2 separate regions of the Homo sapiens genome follow, and region 1 is linked to region 2. Evidence: chromatin loops called from intact Hi-C (ENCODE). Cell type or tissue: dorsolateral prefrontal cortex. All regions are shown on one strand. Links, peaks and the distances in the headings refer to the core of each region. The heading gives the core; the rest is flanking DNA. Region 1 holds the start of KRTAP5-10 (keratin associated protein 5-10). Region 2 overlaps DHCR7 (7-dehydrocholesterol reductase).

Region 1 (10,349 bases), core at 1,170-9,169, 130 kb after region 2:
TATAAAAATCAATTGTATTTCTACTCACTTGCAAATCTGAAAGTGACAAAACACTGTTGAAAGAAACTGAAGAAGATCTAAAACATCCCAGATTTGTTGTGGACTGAATATTTATGTTCTTTCAAATTCATATGTTGAATCCATCACTCCTATTGTGGCTGTGTATGGAGACGAGTTCTCTAAGGAAGAAATTAAGGTTACATAAGGTCATAAGGGCTTCCATAGAATTTGCATCTTCATAAGAAGAGACACCAGGGAGCATGTGCCTCTGTCTCTCTCTCTCTTTCTCTCTCTCTCTCTTCCTCCCTCCATCTCTTTCTCTCTCCACACACAAAGGAAAGGCCATGTGAGCAAAGAGTGGGAAAGCAGCCATCTGCAACCCAAGGAGAGAGCACTCACCAGAAACTAAATTTGCTGGCACCCGATCTTGGACTTCTGATCTCCAGAATTGTGAGAAAATAAATGCCTGTTGTCTGAGCCACCAAATCTGTGGTATTTTGTTATGGCAGCCCAAGCAGACTGATGTTCATGTATCAGAAGACTTAACATTTTTCAGATGGCAATATCCCCAAAATTGATCTACAGAGTCTATAATCTCTATCAGGAAAGCAGCTGGCTTCTTTGCAGATATTCACAGGCTGATTCTAAAGTTCGTGTGGAATCTCAAGGGACCCTGAATAGCTAAAACAATGTTAAAAAGAAGAACAGGCGGGGTGTGGTGGCTCACGCCTGTAATCCCAGCACTTTGGGAGGCCAAGGCGGGCAGATCACGAGGTCAGGAGATGGAGACCATCCTGGCTAGCATAGTGAAACCCCATCTCTACTAAAAATAACAAAATTAGCCAGGCGTAGTGGCAGGTACCTGTAGTCCCAGCTACTCGGGAGGCTGAGGCAGGAGAACGGTGTGAACCCGGGAGATGGAGCTTGCAGTGAGCCAAGGTTGTGCCACTGCACTCCAGCCTGGGCTACAGAGTGAGACTTCGTCAAAAAAAAAAAAAAAAAAAAGAAAGAAAGAAAGAACACAGAAGAACAATGTTGGAGGGCTCACACTTGCCAATTTGAAAACTTACTACAAAGCTGCAATCATCAAGGCAGTTTAGTACTGGCATTAGAATAGATGTATTAAACCAGTGGGATAGAATTGAGAGCCAGAAATAAACCCTCGTGTAGATGACCAACTGATTTTTGACAGAGTGCCAGATTATTCAATGGAGGAAGAGCAGTACTTCAACAAATGGTGCTGGGAAACTAGACATCCACATGCACAGGAATGAGCTGAACCCCTACCTCACACCACAATAATTAATTCAAAATCGGTCCAAAGGCCTACATGTAAGAGTCAAATCTATAAAACTATTTAAAGAAAACATGACCTGGATTTAGCATGGATTGATAGATAGGACACCAAAAGGGCCAGCAACAAAAGAAAAATACAAATACATTGGATGTCATCAAAAGTTAAATATTTTTGAATCAAAGGATACTATCAACAAAGTGAAAGAACAATCTACATAAAGGAAGAAAAGATTTACAAATCAGATATCTGATAAGCGTCTAGCATCTAGAGTATATAAAGAACTTTTTCTTCAACTTTTATTTGAGAATCAAGCAGTACATGTGCAGATTTGTCACATGGATATATTGTGTGATGCTGAGGTTTGGAGTAGTGACTGTAGTACCCAATAGTTTTTCAGCCCTTGCCCCCTCCCTCCTTTCCTCCCTCCTCTTGTTCCCCAGTGTCTATGGTTTTCATCTTTATGTCCATGTGGACTCAATGTTTAGCTCTCACCTATAAGTGAGAATATGTGGGATTTGGTTTTCTGCTTCTGCATTAGTTCTCTTAGGATAATGGCCTCCAGCTGCATATTGCCGCAAAAGATATTACTTCATTCTTTTTTATAGCTGTGTAGTATTCCATGGTGTGTATGTACCACATTTTCTTTATCCAATCCACCATTGATGGGCACCTGGGTTGATTCCACATCTGTGCTTCTGTGAATAGCACTGCAATGAACATATGGATGCATGTGTCTTTTTGGTAGATTGATTTATTTTCCTTTGGGTATATACCCAATAATGAGATTGCTGGGTCAAATAGTAGTTCAATTCTTAGCTCTTTGAGGAATCTCCAAACTGCTCTCCATGGTGGCTGAAATCATTTACACTCCCACCAACAGTGTACAACTGTTCCCTTTTCTCCCAAGCTTTGCCAGCATCTGATTTTTGGTTTGTTTTGTTTTGTGTTGTTTCATTTTTTATTTTTTATCAAAAGCCATTCTGACTGATATGAGATGGTATCTCATGGTGGTTTTGATTTACATTCCCCTAATAGTTAGTGATGTGGAGCATTTTTTCATATAGTTGTTGGCCATGTGCATGTCTTCTTTTGAGAAGTGTCTGTTCATATCCTTTACTCACTTCGTAATGAAGTTATTTGTTTTTTGCTTGTTGATTTAAGTTCCTTGTAGATTGCAGATATTAGACTTTTGTCAGATGCACAGTGTGTGAATATTTTCACCCATTTTGTAGGTTGAGTGTTGACTCCCTGATAGTTTCTCTTGCTGTGCAGAAGCTCTTCCGTTTAATTACGTCCCGCTTGTCAATTTTTGTTTTTGTAGCAATTGCTTGTGAGGATTTAGCCGTAATTCTTTTTTAACAAGGCTGATATCAAGAAGGTGATTTCCTAGGTCTTCTTCTAGGATTTTTATAGTTTGAGGTCTTACATTTCGGTCTTTAATCCATCTTGAATTAATGTTTGTATATGGTGATCTGGTTAGCGGCCCAGTTTTATTCTTCTGGATGTGGAACTCAGTAATAAAAAGACAAATAACCCAATTAAAAAGTGGGCAAAGAATCTTAATTAGACATTTTCTGAAGAAGATACCCAAATGACAACAAGCATATAAAAAGACTCTGAGCATCATGATTCAACAGGGAGATGCAAATTGAAATCACAATGAGATACCATTTCACAAACACTAGGATGAATATAATGTAAAAGGTCAGACATTAACAAGTATTGGGGCAGGGTGTGCTTGTACCTGTAATCCCAGTGACTCAGGAGGCTGGAAGGGAGGATCCCTTGGGGCCACGAGTTTGAGTCTAGTATGGGTATCATGGCAAGACCTTGTCTCTACAAAAAATTAAAAATTTAGCTGGGTGTGATGAGGCACAACTGTAGTCCCAGCTACTGGGGAGTTTGAGACAAGGATTGCTTGGGTCCAGGAGGTTGAGGCTGCAGTGAGCTATGATCATGACACTGCACTTCAGCTTTGTCAACACAGTAAAACCCTGTCTCTAAAAAATAAATAAATAAAAATAAAATAAAATAACAACTGTTGACAAGGATGCAGAAACACTGGAACCTCCATGCACTGCTGTGGGAATGTAAATTGCTCAGCCACTGTGGAAAACAGTCTGCAGTTCCTCAAAAACTTAAGCAGAGAGTTACCATAGGGCCCAGCAATTCTGCTCATAAGGATGTTCCCAAGGGAAATGAAAACACATTCCATGCAAAAACTGGCACACCCATGTTCACAGCAGCATTACTCACAACAGCCAAAAGGTGGAAACAGTCTAATGTCTGCCAACTGAGGAATGAATGGTGTATTCATACAAAGGAAGATTAGTGTAAATAATTTATCATAGTAATGAAGTTCTGTTTCAGGCTGCAACATGGATGAACCACAAAACATTACACTAAGTGAAAGAAGGAAATTATAAAAGACCACATATCATATAATTTCACAGGTATGAAATTTCAAGAATAGAAAAATAGAGAGAGACAAAAAGTAAATTAGTAGTAGCCTCTGGCTACTACTAATGTTACCCATTTATCAGACTCAGGTGAGACACTCACATATGTCACAGGAAGTGGGTATACCAGTTACAGACAGGCAGCAAGGGAGAACAGGAGCCTCGGATTCATTGGGAGCCCTCTAGCCTCAGCAAAGCTTCCCAGGTGAGCTGAGTCTTATCCATGTGTGCCCCACTCACACCACAGCTGAGGGATCCCAGAAAGCCGCCTGCCCTCGGTCTTATGTCCCAGGGCTACAGGATTCACTGCACTAAAGCACGAAAGAATATCCTGTTTCTAGGAACTGGGACAAAGCCCGACTCTTCTGGCCAGTCCCTCCCTAACTCAGGATGTTGCATTCCCAGCATATTCTACAGTTATTCTTTTTCTTTCTTTATTAATATTTTAATTGAAGCATGATCATTGTACATGTTTATGGGGACCAGTGAGATATCAACTTCTTTAGCTTGCACCTGTGAGTGAGATCATGCAGTTCATCTTTCTGTGCCTGGCTTATTTCATTTAGCATAATGTCCTCCAAGCTCACCTGTATTGTCACATAGGGCAGAATTTTGTTCTGCTCTAGGGTTAAATAGAATTCCATTGTGTGTATACACCATCTTTTCCTTTTCATTACTTTTCCATGTTTTCCATTCATCTGTTGACAAGCACTTAGGTGCTTTCATATCATGGCTATCGTGAGCAGTGCTGTGATAAACATGGGGTGCAGATATCTCTTCAACACACTGATTTCTTTTCCTTTGGATACACACCCCATAGTGGGATTGCTGGGTTAGCTCTATTTTTAGCTTTTTGAGGAATCTCCATACAGTTTTCCTTAGTGGTTGTACAACTTCCCACTAACAGCATACGAGTTCCCTTTCTTCACTTCCTCTGCAGGATTTATTTTTGCCTTTTTGATAATGGCCATTCTGTGGGATGAGAGGACACCTCATTGTGGTTTTGACTTGCGTGTCCCTGATGATGAATGATGCTGAGCATTCCTTCAAGCTCTTGTTGGTCATTTGTACGTCTTCTTTCAGAAATGTCGGTTCAGCTCCCTCTGCAGTCACGCCTGAGAACCACAAGTGAGACACGGGGAGAATTGCATTGGTCTGAAGCCGCCTGGAGAACCGTCCTGTGGGGTAGTGAGTGGGGGGTACTAAAGGGCATGAGGTTATGAAATTTTCTACAACTGATTATGGTGATAGGTACACGGCTCTGTGAATATACTAAAAGCATTGAATTGTATACCTTAAATGGGAGAATTGTGTGGTATATGAACGATATGTCAATAAAGCTGTTAACAAAACAAGAAGAGGTATCAGAGAGGTTGGGGATCAGTGAAGCCGTGGTTGTATCAATGCACCAAGAGTTCTGGTGGAATGAAAGCACTGGAGAAAGTGAGCTAGAAAGAGGAGGGTGGCTGGAAGCGGGTGCATGGGACACACCCCACTGGGGTGCCCTGTGAAGAACAAGGGCACAGATATCACCACAGGGGTGAGGGGTGGGGAAGGATCTTTTACTTGTGTAAATGATCCCCACAGGGGCACTGCTTAACTGAGCAGTGGGAAGGAGGACACCATCCTCCAGCCCCCAGAATGGTAGAGCAACTGACAGCTTGCATCTTGAGCATGGAGAAGCTGCAGGCACCCAACTCCAACCCATGAGAGCAGCTGCAGGGGGTGAACCCTGCAAAGTCACGAGGGTGGAGTTCCCCAAGGCCTTAGGAGTCCACCCCTCACTCCAGTGTACCCTGGATGTGGGACTGGGAGTCCAAGGACATTATTTTGGAGCTTTAAGATTTAATGGCTGCCCTGCTGGATTTCAGACATGCATGGGGTCCGTAGCCCCTTCCTTTGGGCTGACTTCTCCCTTTTGGAATGGGAATGTTTACCCAATGCTTCTACCCTCATTGCATCTTGTAAGTAAATAATGTATTTTGATTTTCACAGGTTCATAGGTAGAAGGAACTTGGACTTGGGACTTCAGACTTGATGTTGGAATGAGTCAAGACATTGAGAGGACTGTTGAGAAGAGATGATCCTATTTTGTGATGTAAGGACATGAGATTTGAGGGGTCAGGGGGATAATGACATAGTTGGGCTGTCCCCTCCAAATCTCTTGTCGAAATGTAATCCCCAGTGTTGAAGGAGGGGCCTGCAAGGAGGTGTTTAGGTCATGGGGGCGGATCCCTCATAACTGGCTTAGCGCCATCTCCTTGGCGATGAGTGTGTTCACTCAGATCTGGTTGTTCGCAAGTGTGTGGCCCCTCCTCACCCCTTGCTCCCATTCTCACCATGTGGCGTGCCTACTCCTGCTTCGCCTTCCACCATGAGGAAAACCTCCCTGAGGGCCTCCCCAGAAGCTGAGCAGAGGTGGGTGCCATGCTTGTGCAGCCTGCAGAACCATGAGCCATTCTAACCTCTTTCCTTTATAAATTACCCAGCCTCAAGTATTTCTTTAGAGCAATGCAAAGAATGGTCTAACACACCCAGAAAGCTGAGACTGGTATGAGTAAAATATAAAGACCATGGATAACTTTTGAAATCTGAAAATGTAAAATTAATATTACTGGGGGAGTTAACACAGGAAAGATGAGAGCATGTGGGCAGAGGCTGTTGCCCATTGGTCACATGTGGTCAGCAGAGAGCAGGTGACCAGCACCCTGGAGCTTTGCAAGAAGTACCAGACAGCCTGGAGTTGAGGTTTTAATTATAGGGGCCAAAACAAACGGGGAAAAAGACAAATTTAGCATACAAAGAAAGTAGATGCTCAACTGAGCCAGGAGGAAGTCACTAGCAAAAAGGAAAAAAACAGAGCTCTGGAAAAATAATGTAAACAGTCACAAGAAAGGGACCCTGTGTCCTGCCTGACATCTGGACAGGTATATAAAGAGCCCGGGCTCAGGGAGCTCCACACCTGCACCTCCCTCTCACCTGCTCCTCTACCTGATCCACCCTCAATCTACCAGAATCATGGGCTGCTGTGGCTGCTCCGGAGGCTGTGGCTCCGGCTGTGGGGGTTGTGGCTCCGGCTGTGGGGGCTGTGGCTCCGGCTGTGGGGGCTATGGCTCTGGCTGTGGGGGCTGTGGCTCCAGCTGCTGTGTGCCCGTCTGCTGCTGCAAGCCCGTGTGCTGCTGTGTGCCAGCCTGTTCCTGCTCCAGCTGTGGCTCCTGTGGGGGCTCCAAGGGGGACTGTGGCTCTTGTGGGGGCTCCAAAGGGGGCTGTGGTTCCTGTGGGGGCTCCAAGGGGGGCTGTGGCTCCTGTGGGGGCTCCAAGGGGGGCTGTGGTTCTTGTGGGGGCTCCAAGGGGGGCTGTGGCTCCTGTGGGGGCTCCAAAGGTGGCTGTGGTTCCTGTGGGGGCTCCAAGGGGGGCTGTGGTTCTTGTGGCTGCTCCCAGTGCAATTGCTGTAAGCCCTGCTGCTGCTCCTCAGGCTGTGGATCCTGCTGCCAGTCCAGCTGCTGCAATCCCTGCTGCTGCCAGTCCAGCTGCTGTGTCCCCGTGTGCTGCCAGTCTAGCTGCTGCAAGCCCTGCTGCTGTCAGTCCAGCTGCTGTGTCCCCGTGTGCTGCCAGTGTAAGATCTGAGGCTCTGAACCCAGACCTTCAGGTTTCACCTGTTTGGTGAAAGCATTTGTTATGATTTCCCTGAATTAATTCATCCCACGCATCCTCCCTGAGGCACCTGCCCCTTCTCCAGCTCATCATCCATGCACGCACCTCCTTCCATGGCTCAGCTCTCCACTGGGCCCTGCCTTCAGCCTCCTCACTCCGGAAATGCATGTTTCCTTGATGCAGGAGGTGGCCTTGCCTGGACGCGGGCACCCAGCCAACTGCCATGGTGTTCCCTGCACTTGGGTGTGGACCATCTTCTTCTTCTCCCTCGGCTGACTGAGATGCAAGGTCTGACCCCACAAGGCCAGGCCAATGTTGCTCAGTGATCACTAAGAACCAGCTTCTCAACCACCATTGGGACCCTGGATCCTCCAGGGCCGCTCGCTGCCTGTTCTCCAGTGGCCACCTGTGACCAGGAAGGTCTCCTTCCTTCCTGTTGTCTCCATCTATTTAAAAACAATAACAAAGTAATGAATGAATTTCCTTACAATAAAGCCTCTCATGTCTGTAAATCAGCTGCATGCTTGGTGCAATTCTGTCCAACCCCTTTCCTGTGCAGTGACTGATTCTGCGTTCTGATCTGTCAGCTAAGCTGGGAAACGCCTGCCAGCAGGCCTGGTACATTCACAAAAAAACCTGCCATTCCCTTCTGTCCTCCTCTCAGCCTCAAATATCTTCAGTCTCTGCTCGCAGGAGAAGAGGGCAAAGCCCGGGAGGATTCAGCATTCAATGCCCGCCCTAGAGGCGCAGAGGGGCAGGCAGGCCCTGAGTCCTGACGACCAGCCAAGCAGGGCTTTGCACAAGACCCATGGCTTCCAGCTTCCCGCTCTCCTCTGGGGCCTCGGAAGGACCCCAGGCAGGGCAAGGTCGGAGGAGGGAGGAGTGAAGCACCGCTGAGCTCCAACGCACTCTGATTCAAACATTCAATTAGCCTTTTACAATTATGAGGTCAACGGCTTTCCATAACTAAAGGTAACCAGGAAGTTACAGAATGGCCCAAGGTGTCCTCGGAGCTCAGTCTCCCGGCAGGAAAGGAGAGTTCCTGGGAAGTGACACATTTGGGGACCCTGAGCCAAGTCCATCTGTTTCATGGTGACATGCCACCACGCTGAGCCTGTTCTCTGACCAGTGTCACAGGCAAGGCTTTAGAAATCACGCACTGGGGAGGAGGAGACAAGAGTGATCTGAGGACAATCTCCAGCCAAGCGAACCCGGAGGGAAAAGGTGGAGGGAAGACAGCACACAGGGAGTGCTGGTGAGAAATGAGCTCCCACAGAACACTCACAGATCTAAGCGACTGCTGATACTGCCGGGGAAGAGCAGAGTGGGAATTTCCAAGACAAATTTCTGAGAGAAAAGAGATGCAATGTAAGGAAAAATGAAATAATCTAGAAATAAAGGCTTAGATTAATTCAGCCACATTTAGGAAAGGGAATAAAAGTGTGTCAAAGGTGCATCTTGCTAGGGGACATGGCTATCGTTAGTTTCACGACGTTAAAAGGAAATGCTGCTTAAGACAGTTCACTCAAAAATCCAAACTGGGAAACTCCAGAAGGTGACAGCAGACATGAACGCAGAGTTCATTACATATGGGCCCTGTACATTCCCACAACCCACAGGACACCGAGCAACTAGGTAACAAAACCGAAAATGCATGCTGGAGACATAACAAAACCAGGTAAGCTGGGCATGGTGGCTCACACCTGTAGCCTCAGCTACGTGGAAGGCTGAGGTGGGAGGATGGCTTGAGCCTGGGAGTTTGAGGCTGCAGTGAGCTGTGATCGCACCCCTGGGATCCAGCCTCAGCAACCTAAAGTGAGATAGTGTCTCAAGAAAAAAAACAAGTGAACCTCAAAGTCCAAGAAGGTGGGGATAAATTTACAAGAGCCACAGTCCCCCAGGGTTTCAGTGTCTGTGTAGGAGAAAGCAAAGAAACATCTAACAGAGCCGAATACAGGGGAACCTCAAAAGAGCCAACAGGTGTGTGCTGGAAAAGCACAGCATGAATTTTGAATTCAGCTCCTGAAATGGGGAAGGTTTTCCTCTCTCCAGTGGAGAGTGGGTGCAAGGGCCCTCAGTAAGTCCCTATAGGCAATAAAAGAAAGCTAGGAAGCCTGCTGTGAAACAGATCACAGTGGTAGCGTACTGTTTCCAAAGGAGCTAATGAACAATGAAAGGAAATGATACCAGACATAAAAGAGGCTGCATGTGGTGGCTCATGCCTGTCATCCCTGCAATTTGGGAGGCCAAGGCAGGAGGATCACTTGAGGCCAAGAGATCAAATCCAGCCTGGACAATAAGGAGAGATCTTATCTCTACAAAAAAAAAAAATTTAAGTACCTGGGCATGGTGACACCCACTTGTAGTCTTGTTTACTCAGGAGGATTACTTGAGACCAGGAGGTGGAGGCTGCAGTGACCTGTGACTGCGCCACTGCACTTCATACTGGGCAACATTCTCAGTGCAGTTGCTGCAAACTCTGCTGCTGCTCCTCAGGCTGTGAATCAACCTGCTCCCAGTCCAGCTGCTGCAAGCCCTGCTGCTCCCGGTCCAGCTGCTGCAAGTCCTGATGTTCCCGGTCCAGCTGCTGCAAGTCCTGCTGTTCCCGGTCCAGCTGCTGCAAGCCCTGCTGCTCCCAGTCCAGCTGCTGCAGGTCCTGCTGCTCCAAGTCCAGCTGCTGTGTCCCTATTTGCTGTCAGTACAAGATCTGATCTTTAACACACAGCCATATTGGCTCTCATCCACATGCTCCAGACAGAGACCAATGTATCAGCATAAAGCCGTGAATCACAGCCCTGGGGTGACTGTTTTCTAGAATGTTGGAGCAGCAGTATTTGGAACAGGAAGAGCCTACACAGGCCCTGTGCGGGGCACAACCCCTCACCACCCTCATCTCACCATGGGTGGCTGTCATGGTGCATGAGACCGCTCCTGCTTCC
Region 2 (9,792 bases), core at 1,185-9,184:
CCCAGTGGGGTCATGCAGGACATGCTTAATTTTCCCAGCAACAAGTTGTGACAATACATGTGACATGTTACCAATCAGGGAAGCTCATTTGAGATTAAGCAGCCAGGACTTTTCAGGAGTGCTGGCCTTATACCGTATCCAGCCTTTGCTTGGCATGTGTCAAAATTCTAGACCTCCAGAAGGAAAGCAAGTGAACCAAAAGGCATACTATTTGTACAACAGTCTAGGCACAGTGACCTGCTCTTATCAATTAGAGTGGTGAGAACCCTACCCAAATCTAAATTCCCAGATGCCACTCAAGGGCCTACCTTGCAGGCAGGCCTTTCCAAACATAGTAGTTAGGGCCTGTTGTGTTAACTCTTTCCTTCATAAAAATCTTGTGAATTGTGCTAATTTACTTATTTCTTCCCAATCTATGTCTTTTCAAATCTTTTTCTTGCCTTGTTGCAATCTCTAGGATCTCTAATGTAATTTGGAAGAAGTGGCAGTGAAAATTCTTGCCATGTTCTTGATCTTATGATGAGAGAATCCAATATCTCATCATTAAATATGAAGTTAGCTGTAGGTTTTCTATGGATGTCTTTGCGTTTTTATTATGAATTAGTGTCCTTTTTTCTCCATCTATTTCATATAATAAAGTGGTTTTTCTTCCTTATTAAGTTAATGTGATTCATCATCAGTTGACTGTCCTATTCTTTTTGAGAGCTTTATAACATTCCATCATGTGGATGCACTTAATTAAACAGTCACCTCTTGATTTGCATAACTTGTTCCCGATCTTTTCACGGTTTTTTTGCACAGGACACTGCAATGCACAGCCTTGAACTTGCAGCCATTTCGCACATGGCAGGATATAACTGTGAGGACACTCCTAACAGTGGGATGTGTGGGCATAGGACCACCACACCCTGGAGATCTTAGTGTATTCCAAGGTACAGAGGGCCGTGGTGAACCTCCCTGCAGCTCCCTGCAGCTCCCTGCAGTCCTGTCCAGGGGGAAACAGCCCAGATGGTTCTGCAGACGCCTTTGCTGCCCTCCCCAGGGTCATCTCCAAGTCTTAAAGGGAAGGCAGCTCTTCCTGCCTCTACTCAGCCTCCACAGCAGCATTTCTCATCTGCAAGGCAAGTCAAGAATTCTTTCTCAAGACAGAGTGGAGTTCACTCCCAGTTAAAGAAAAAAATAATAACCATGTAATTCAAATGCCTCCCGCCTCCTCCTCACTTATCTAAGTCTGTAGCCTTCCAAGTGTGCTCAGGGGTAGGAAGAAGTGAGCCAACAACAAGGAAACCAGTTCCAGAATTGGCACTTCCATTGCAGCTAAGTGTTGCAAACAGTTCTGCAACTGAAATCCCTGGCCAGAAAGCTTGGCGGCCGATGTCTTGATGATCCTGGCTGTGGGGATTTGCATCAGTAGTTCTAACTGGGCTTTGACTGAGGTGGAGCAGTGCCAGAGGCCCAGGGAGGTGGTGGGCATGGCTATTGCTGTGTCAATATGGGAGGCTGCAGCAAGAGAGGTCTGACAGTCCACAGGGCGGCTGAGGCCCTCAGAACGACCCTGGCTTTTATTCTGAGCAACATGAGAAGACCTTGGAAAGTTCTGAGCAGTGGAGTGACAGCATGTGACTCACATTTTGATGGGATAGTCTGGCTGTTGAGCCGAGAACAGACTGTGGGCGGGGGCAGGAGGCAGGGAGACATGCGCTGAGGCTAAGAGAGGACAGAGCCTGGGACGGGGGCACCCGGTAGATGGAAAGCGGTCAGATCCTGGACATTTCATGGGCACAGCCACAGGCTTGCCCTCTGATGGAACGTGGCGTGAGGGAGGGGAGTCAGGGATGATACCTGGTTTTCGGTTAGAGCAACTGACATTTATGGGAAAAGGTCAGTACTGATTGAGGGGGTGAAGTCGAGTAACCTTTCAGATGCTGAGTGAGGTGTAGAGGGAGCATGTGGACTCATGAGCGGCGTTCAGGACAAAGGCATGGCTGGAGATGAAACCTTGGAGTCACCAAGCCGTGGAGGTGTTTAAAGCTGTGAGCCAGGTGGACTTGCCTGGTACTTGCCTCTTGCTAACAGCCATCTTGCAGCTTCCCTGTGTGTCCAGGTGACCACACTCACCCTGTGCAAACCCCCACCCCTGACCACTTCCTGGAACAACAAAGAGCTGGTCCACGTCTGTGGCTCATTGTTGAATTTGAGGCATTGAGTTTCCAAAAGCCAGACCCATCCCGTCCCCAGCTCCCAGTCACTGCGGTCTTGGTCTTCCCAGGTAACATCCAGATTTCCTAACAGATTTGGAGACCAAGGTTTGGGAAAGGGGCAAGAGTGGATCTGTGAGCTGAGGAGGCACTCAGGGAGAATAATCTGCCCATCCTGATGAAATAAACACACAGAGGGGACTTAGATCTCAAGTCTGCATGGAATGTTCTCCTCAATGAGGCCTCTTGACCAGAAAATCTGGCCGGGCTGTGGCCTGACGTTCCCTCTCCTGATAATGCAGGGTTTTTCTTGGTCCTTTCACGGGACTCACAGCAGGGGCGCCCCGTCTACTCAGCTCACTGTGCTCAACCCCTTGTGGGAGGGAGCATGTGAGCATGTGAGTGTGGGATCCGGCCGGCCATTCCAAGTGCAGACACAGGAGCAAGCTCCATGCAGGACCCGTGGCCAGACTAGGCGTGTTGCAGCACCCAGGTGAGGGTGCCTGTGACCCCAAAGCCCCAGAGGCAGTGTTACAGTGCTCCTTTAGTTCTGCCATTTGTGGGTGGTGGTGTGTTAGCAGCTCAGTTGTCCCCCTGCCTTGTCATGTGGGGTGGCTGCCCTCCACTGGCAAGGGCAAAGGGCTAGTGTGACAGCCTTTCTGGGTACTCACACTAGCTGGGTCCCACTCTTGCCCAGCATCCAAAAAGAATGAAGTCATATGGACACTTGAAGGATGGTGAAGGCCGAGAATTTTACTGAGCAACCAAAACAGCTCTAAGTGGAGAGGGGAGCTAGAGAGGGGCCAGGAAGGGCAGGTCATCTTCCCCAAAGTCAGGCCGTCTCCCCTCTACTGAATGAGTCTGGAGTCTTTATAGGTACAGGATGGGGAGTGCATGCTGATTGGCTTGTGAGTATGCAGTAAAAGGTTAAAACTAGGCTGGGCACGGTGGCTCACGCCTGTAATCCCAGCACTTTGGGAGGCCAAGGCGGGCAGATCACCTGAGGTTAGGAGTTCGAGACCAGCCTGACCAACATGGAGAAACCCAGTCTCTACTAAAAATACAAAAATTAGCCGGGTATGGTGGTGCATGCCTGTAATCCCAGCTACTCGGGAGGCTGAGGCAGGAGAATGGCTTGAACCCGGGAGGCGGAGGTTGCAGTGAGCAGAGATTGCGCCACTGCACTCCAGCCTGGGTGACAGAGCAAGACTCTGTCTCCAAAACAAACAAACAAAAGGTTAAAGCAAAGATGCCACTCAAAGGTGGACACAACAGTGTAGGAAACCAATTAGGAAAGGTTGGGTATATGTAAAATAGGTGAAGGGTGGGGATCCATCAGAGGGAAGTGCACCAAACAGCAAGACAAGTTGTCAGTCCAGTCCAAGGATAGCTTGGCTTTCAGGCTTTAAACTGTCTTTGGCTTGGAGGTGGGGCTTCACCGGGGATCCACCTCTGTCTGCTGGGCATTTGGCTGCCTCCTGTCGCTATCACTGACGCCCACCTCTGACAGTACTCCAGACAAGAAGGGCTGACTCCTGCTCCTGAAACAGCCCTCCCTGCAGGCAACGTGGTGAAACCAAGCCCAGTCGGCCCTCGGTGGCACCAGTGCCTGCGTGGAAACCCCCCTCCTGGCCAGAAGTCCTCCTCCTCCTCCTTGGCCTGCTTAGGGCAGGAAGGTCTAGTTTATTAAAAACAAATGCATTGTATCTGTCCAGGTGCAAGCAGCCTTCCTCACCACTACTATAATCCTGCAGAAGTGTTGCTGAAAAATAACATTTATCAAAAATACAGAAAAAAACCACTATCTATTACCTCCGCTATGCAGCTATGAATAGCATTAATGTTTATGTTTTGGTATATATCCTTTTATGTATATATTTCATATGAAAACTTTATTTTTTTTGAGACAGGGTCTTGCTCTGTTGGCCCAGGCTGGAGTGCAATGGCACAATCACGGTCCACTACAGCCTCAACCTCCCCAGGCTCAGGTGATCCTCCTGCCTCAGCCTCCTGAATAGCTGGGACTACAAGCATGTGCCACCATGCCCAACTAATTTTTTAATTGTTTTTACAGAGATGGGGTTTCGCCATGTTGCCCTGGATGGTTTCAAACTCCTGAACTCAAGTGATCTGCCCACATTGGCCTCCCAAAGTGCTGGGATTACAGGCGTGAGCCACTGCGCCCAGCAGAAAACTTTATTATCTACCATACTTGCACCAACATTGTTATTGAAACATATTCCTCCTCCCTTGATTTCTTCAGGGTAAATTTCTTGACGTGAATGAACAGAACTCCTACGTACTGTTTAGGAGAACACTGGCTTCTTGTTGACCTTGGTGATGCTGGGAGTTACTGCTGCAATAAAGTTTGCCAATGTGATCAAGTTTGCCAAAGGATCACGTGATGTTAACTTTCCTCCCTCTAATTACTAGGGAAATTGAACAGCTTTTCAGATCTTCATTGGTCATTTATATTTTTTAATGGTATTTTCAATTGACAATAATTGTTTATATTTATGGGGTACAATGTGATGTTTTGATACATGTGTAAATTGCAGAATGAGTAAATCAAGCTAATTAACATATCCATAACTTCATCTGTGTATTTTTGTGGGCATAGTGAGAACACTGAAAATTTACTCTTAGCAATTTTGAAATATATAATACATTCCGAACTATGGTCACCCACCATGCTGTGCCACAGATCTCAGAAACTTATTCTCCTGTCTAACCCAAACATTGTACTCTGTGACCTACATTGCCCCTTTGCCTCTCCTCCTTAGGTTTAAATTTGGCCTCTACCAGTTGCTAGTTCTGTCATTTGGGGTGAGTTGCTTTAAACCCCAGGCCTCAGTTTCCCAAGAAATCAGCTGTGCCATCAAAGACAGTGCCTGCAATCTGCGCAGCTCCTCCCAGGACAGAGATATGTGCTGAGCAATTGATTGTTAAATGTGGACCAGAAAGCAGATCTGCTGGAGCCAACAGCAAGCAGGGTGGTTTCTGAGAAAGGCCTCACCTCGCTTTCGAAGGTTGAGGTTGGAGAGGGTGGGGTGTATCAGGATTGAATCTACTCATGGGAAAATAGCCTCTCTGAATGTGCCCACTGGATTCCTGCCCTGACCCTGTCCTGGGGTACTGGATGCCTGCCCCTTATCAGAGGGCAGTGCCATGCCCTGTAAAGCACAGTTCAGATGGCCCTGGCAATTGGTCCGAGCCGTCCTTCATTCTGGAAGGGGGCAAAGGCCAGGCCAGCTTCCCAGGGATCAGGCACTGTGGCTTCACTGGGAACAGAATGCTCTCTGTACATGGAGAATGGTAGAGGCTGGCACTGTCTAATCTGAGCTCCTGGATCACCCTGTTCTCGCCCAGAGAGAAGCTGGCTCCATCTGGGGATGAGTGAGGGCAGACGTGTCTGGTGGGACAGAGCCTGGGCCACAGCCTTGCACCTGCAGAACCCATTGTACAAACACACAGTGCATGGAAGAGGAACCTGCAGCCCAGCACAAAGCTGCTCAAACAGAAACCAAACCAAAAGCTAACCTCAGCCAATTCAGAGGCAGGTCCACATCTGAACCAAGAGCTCTCCCAGCAAATTGGCCTGGAAAGCCCTTCTCACATCAAGGCAGGAAGATAATAATGACCCTCATCTTTCAAAAGAGGAAGCTGAGACACTGAGAGGGTAGGTCCCCTGAAGGTCATACAGCTCTTAAATGCTGGGGCCAGGATTCCAACGCAGGCAGGGAGGCCCGGATCTGAGCTCACAGTGACCACACCCCAGCCTCTGTGAACTGAATTTACGCAATGTCTGGGAAGAAAAGGCAGGGTCCACTCCGCTCAGAGCCATGCAGGGCAGTGTGCTCCCGTCTCCCCGGCATTTGAATCACTCTTGTGGTGTGTGTCCAGCACAGATGCACGGGACCCCTCAGGCCCATATCCTCAAACAGGTAGTGGTGGGGCACCAGTGCACGAACACTAGGGCTCAGCAGTCAGCCTGGGCGGGTCACAGTTCCGATACCCTCCAGGCTGTCTGGGAGGCGGCCTGGCTGTGGGACCAGTTCTCATGTGAAGCAATGAAGCCACTCTGAGCTTGGCCCCCTGCCCTGGCATGGGCACTGGGCTGCCTGTGTGAAACTCTTGTTTCTCCAGGTGCAAGACAAACCTGGCACTCTTTCTGGCTTCTCCATTCACTTGCCGGGGGCAGGTGGCCAAGCCTGGTTTCATCTCCTTGGGGGGGAATGGAATACTCTCCACATTCAACCCAAAAACAGCCCCAGCAAAGGGCTGACATGGGAGGGAGAGGGGCAGGGTGGCGCCACGCACCCACGGGCACCCAATGCTTTGACGCCGAGACCCAAGCATCTCTCTCAGACATCCCTTCTCATACCAGAAACAGAGCCCACGTATACCAGTCAGACCTGCAGTCAGGCCCATTCACGAGTCAGGCCCATTCACCAGTCAGAAACCACACAGCCACTTATTTGAACAGGGGAAGTTTAATATAAAGATGAACTCTACTCGGAGCATAGAGTTTAAAAAGAGTTCTACACAACACCCTAGGGATGAGGAAGAATGCCTCAGGGAAGAAAGCACAGAAAAGGAGGTGCCCTCCCGAGGCTGGGACTGAGACCTCCTCGCTGGAGAAGGTGTGGGAGGCCCCTGAGGGTGAAGTTCCCCGGGTTGCTCGAGCCAGAGTCTGCACAGTCATAGGGCAAGCAGAAAATTCTTTCGAGAGGGTGGGCGCTCACAGGGAATCGGGAAGCAGAGCCCACCTGCCTACACCTGAAAGGCCACAGCCGGTGCTGGGACCTCTCTGAGGTCTGCAGACTCCAGGCAGAGCACTCCTGGCAGCTGTGCAGCAGGAGCAGGAAGGAAACGACATGAAAGCCCCTTTCTCCCCAGTGTCCCAGTTCAACACCGTGCACGCTACCAAGGAGAAACGGCGCACGGGCCCCACCCACGACTGCAGAGCAGGCAGGGGAGGGGGATCTAGAGCTGAAAGGCAATACATGGATAACGCGCACGCCCCACTCCCACTTTTATTTAGCAAGAGTAAATGCAGCCTAATGACAGGGCGTGGGAAGACCTCCTGCTCACCAGTGTGGGCAGAGTGTAGCGTGGCCTGGGCTCCTAATACAGGTAAATTGTCTCCAAAGGACTAGTAAAGGTGACTGGGTCATCCTCCTGCCCCAGGGACACTGATTAGAGAAAATCCGTCTGTGCTGGCAATACGGCAGTGCTGGACACTCGGAATTCCCTTGAAGGCAAAAGCAAGGAACAGAGCGTGATTAGGTACTGGACACCTGCCAAGTGCTGGGCTCTCTCCAGTTTACAGATGAGGAAACTGAGGCTCCTCGAGTTGGAGCTGGGATGCCAGCCCCCATGGACCTGGCAGAACACGCTCTTGACAGCCCCACAGGGCTTCTCCCTAGGGCGTGCCCTTAGAAGATTCCAGGCAGCAGGCGGTAAGGCACTGCGGCGGTGTAGCGCTCCCAGTCCCGGCCGTACTTGCTGGCGCAGCGGTGCTCGTCCCGGAGGCAGCGGTGGGTCAGCAGGATGGCCATGTAGATGATGTAGAAGTAGGGCAGCAGGTGGCCGCCGCCACAGGCCAGGCAGTAGGCCAGGCTGCCCATCAGGTCGCCGACGTAGTTGAAGTGGCGGGCCACGCCCCAGAAGCCCGACACCAGCAGCTTGCTGTGGTGCCTCTGCCCATCGGCGGATGTGTAGGAGCACTCGATGACCTTGGGCTTCCTGCCCCAGATGAGGCAGCGCCCATCCGTGCGGCGGAACAGGTCCTTCTGGTGGTTGGCCACCCGGAAGATGTAGTAGCCCACCAGGCCCAGCAGCAGGACGCCCACGGCGTGCGGGGTGGACAGCTGCACGGGGTGGTACACCAAGTACAGACCCTGGGGGGCGAGGGGGAAGGGGTCAAGCGGTGCTTTGCCCAGGGAGAGGACAGGAGTGTGGGCTCGGGGGCCCAGCGGCCTGGGGTCAAACCCCAGCTCTGCCTCTGACACACGCCTTGCCTCCGTGTTCTCTTCTGTGAATAAAAGCACCAACCTTGAGGGCTGTTGTGGTCATTAAATGAGTAACTCTACCTGCCTTCTACCTGTCTGTGTGTGTATGTGTGTGTGTATATATACCCCCTATATATATGACATATAGCATAAACATCAAATATGTAACAGTATTAAAAATATAATCTGAATTTAATATTGTGATGGTCAATTTAACGTGTCCACTTGGCCAGGCCATTGTTCCCAGATATTTGGTCAAACACTAGTTGTAAAGGCATTTTTCAGATGAGGTTCATATGTTAATCAGTCAACCAGGCAGAGTGGATGACCCTTCACAATGGGGGTGGGCCTCATCCAATCAGTTGACAGCTTTAAGAGACAGAAGACCCACCTTCCCCAAAGAAGAGGGAATCTGCTAAAAAGTGGCCTTCTGGCCATGCACAGTGGCTCACACCTGTAATCCCAGCACTTTGGGAGGCCAAGGCGGGCGGATCACGAGATCAGGAGTTTGAGACCAGCCTGACTAACATGGTGAAACCCCATCTCTACTAAAAGTACAAAAATTAGCTGGGCGTGGTGGCATGCACCTGTAATCCCAGCTACTCGGGAGGCTGAGGCAGGAGAATCACTTGAACCCAGGAGGTGGAGGTTGCAGTGAGCCAAGATCACACCACTGCACTCTAGCCTGTGTGACAGAGCGAGACTCCGTCTCAAAAAAAAAAAAAAAGTGACCTTCTATTTAAGCACAGCATCAACTCTTCCCTGGGGCTCCAGGCTGCCCTGAAGATCTTGGACTTGTCACTCTTCAATCACATGAGTTGAAAAATACATCTCTTTCTTACACGTATACCCTCCACCCCTCTATTGATTCTGCTTCTTGGGAGAAACCTAATATATAGTATAAAAAATGTACATCTCGAGACACACACAGAGGCTAAAGCAAGTAAGAGCTATTATATAGTGGGACCTATTGCTACGTTTTCACATCCTTGGAAAATGGAGTTTATAAAACCAGGGAACCAGCAGACCTGCAGCCAGCCAGGTGGAGAAATGGGGCCGGGTGGGCCATGCGGGGGGCTCCAAGGACCTGGTGTGAGCATGGGGCCAGCTGGGGCTCTGCACCCTCCACCTGGTACTGGCCCCCTCTGCTGTGGGAATCCTGGTTTTCCAGGACACCCGCACCTCCATCCCACAGGACTGGCTGTCACAGGTGATGCCGGGCCTGTCACATCCTGAATAGGTGACAGCCTCTCCACGTTGGTTCTCTCCACTTGGGCACAGCCTCTTGGGGCAGGCCACCCCACCGTTCTGCTAAGCAAGTGCCCTGGGGTGAGTTATTTCTGTCCCCAGGGGGCTCGTTGCTCTTGAAATGGGCAGGTGGCATCTGGTCAAGCAGCCACCTTACCTGGGAGCCCAGCACTCTCCCCAAATCAGAGCAGGGCTGCTCTCGTTGAGCTGGGAGGGGAGTGGGGGGCTTGATGCCAATGACAAGGCCACTTGCTATCCCCTACTGTCCTGGAACTCCCAGGGCAGCCCTGCCCCAGTGCCCAGCACATCCTAGGAGGCAGGAATGAAGAGGA

What was found. Hi-C counts contacts between places; a loop is a spot of excess contacts. Peaks named below come from ENCODE experiments on the same cell type or tissue, not always from the same donor. Only the 100,000 strongest peaks of a DNase experiment are listed, where the experiment ranks them.
Region 1: it touches region 2 in a loop (2.2-fold over the local background); 3 of 110 quality-filtered maps call a loop at or near these places.

What each region holds. Positions count from the first base shown.
Region 1 is chr11:71,558,814-71,569,162 of GRCh38, forward strand. KRTAP5-10 (keratin associated protein 5-10) reads left to right here and starts at 6,750. Exons shown (of 1, transcript NM_001012710.2): 1 at 6,750-7,922. The coding sequence starts at 6,775. The coding sequence ends at 7,383. It also overlaps the pseudogene KRTAP5-13P. RefSeq lists an enhancer at 7,137-7,952. In dorsolateral prefrontal cortex, for the core only: CTCF peaks have their summits at 4,835 (motif pointing left) and 5,035; a DNase peak (open chromatin) is centred at 4,866.
Region 2 is chr11:71,427,739-71,437,530 of GRCh38, forward strand. It overlaps DHCR7 (7-dehydrocholesterol reductase), which reads right to left. Exons shown (of 9, transcript NM_001360.3): 9 at 6,673-8,101. The coding sequence ends at 7,637. Among named protein-coding and RNA genes, the nearest start is that of DHCR7, 16 kb to the right of the region's middle. In dorsolateral prefrontal cortex, for the core only: no CTCF peak of the experiment used is centred there; DNase peaks (open chromatin) are centred at 5,473 and 6,291; H3K27ac peaks cover 4,853 bases.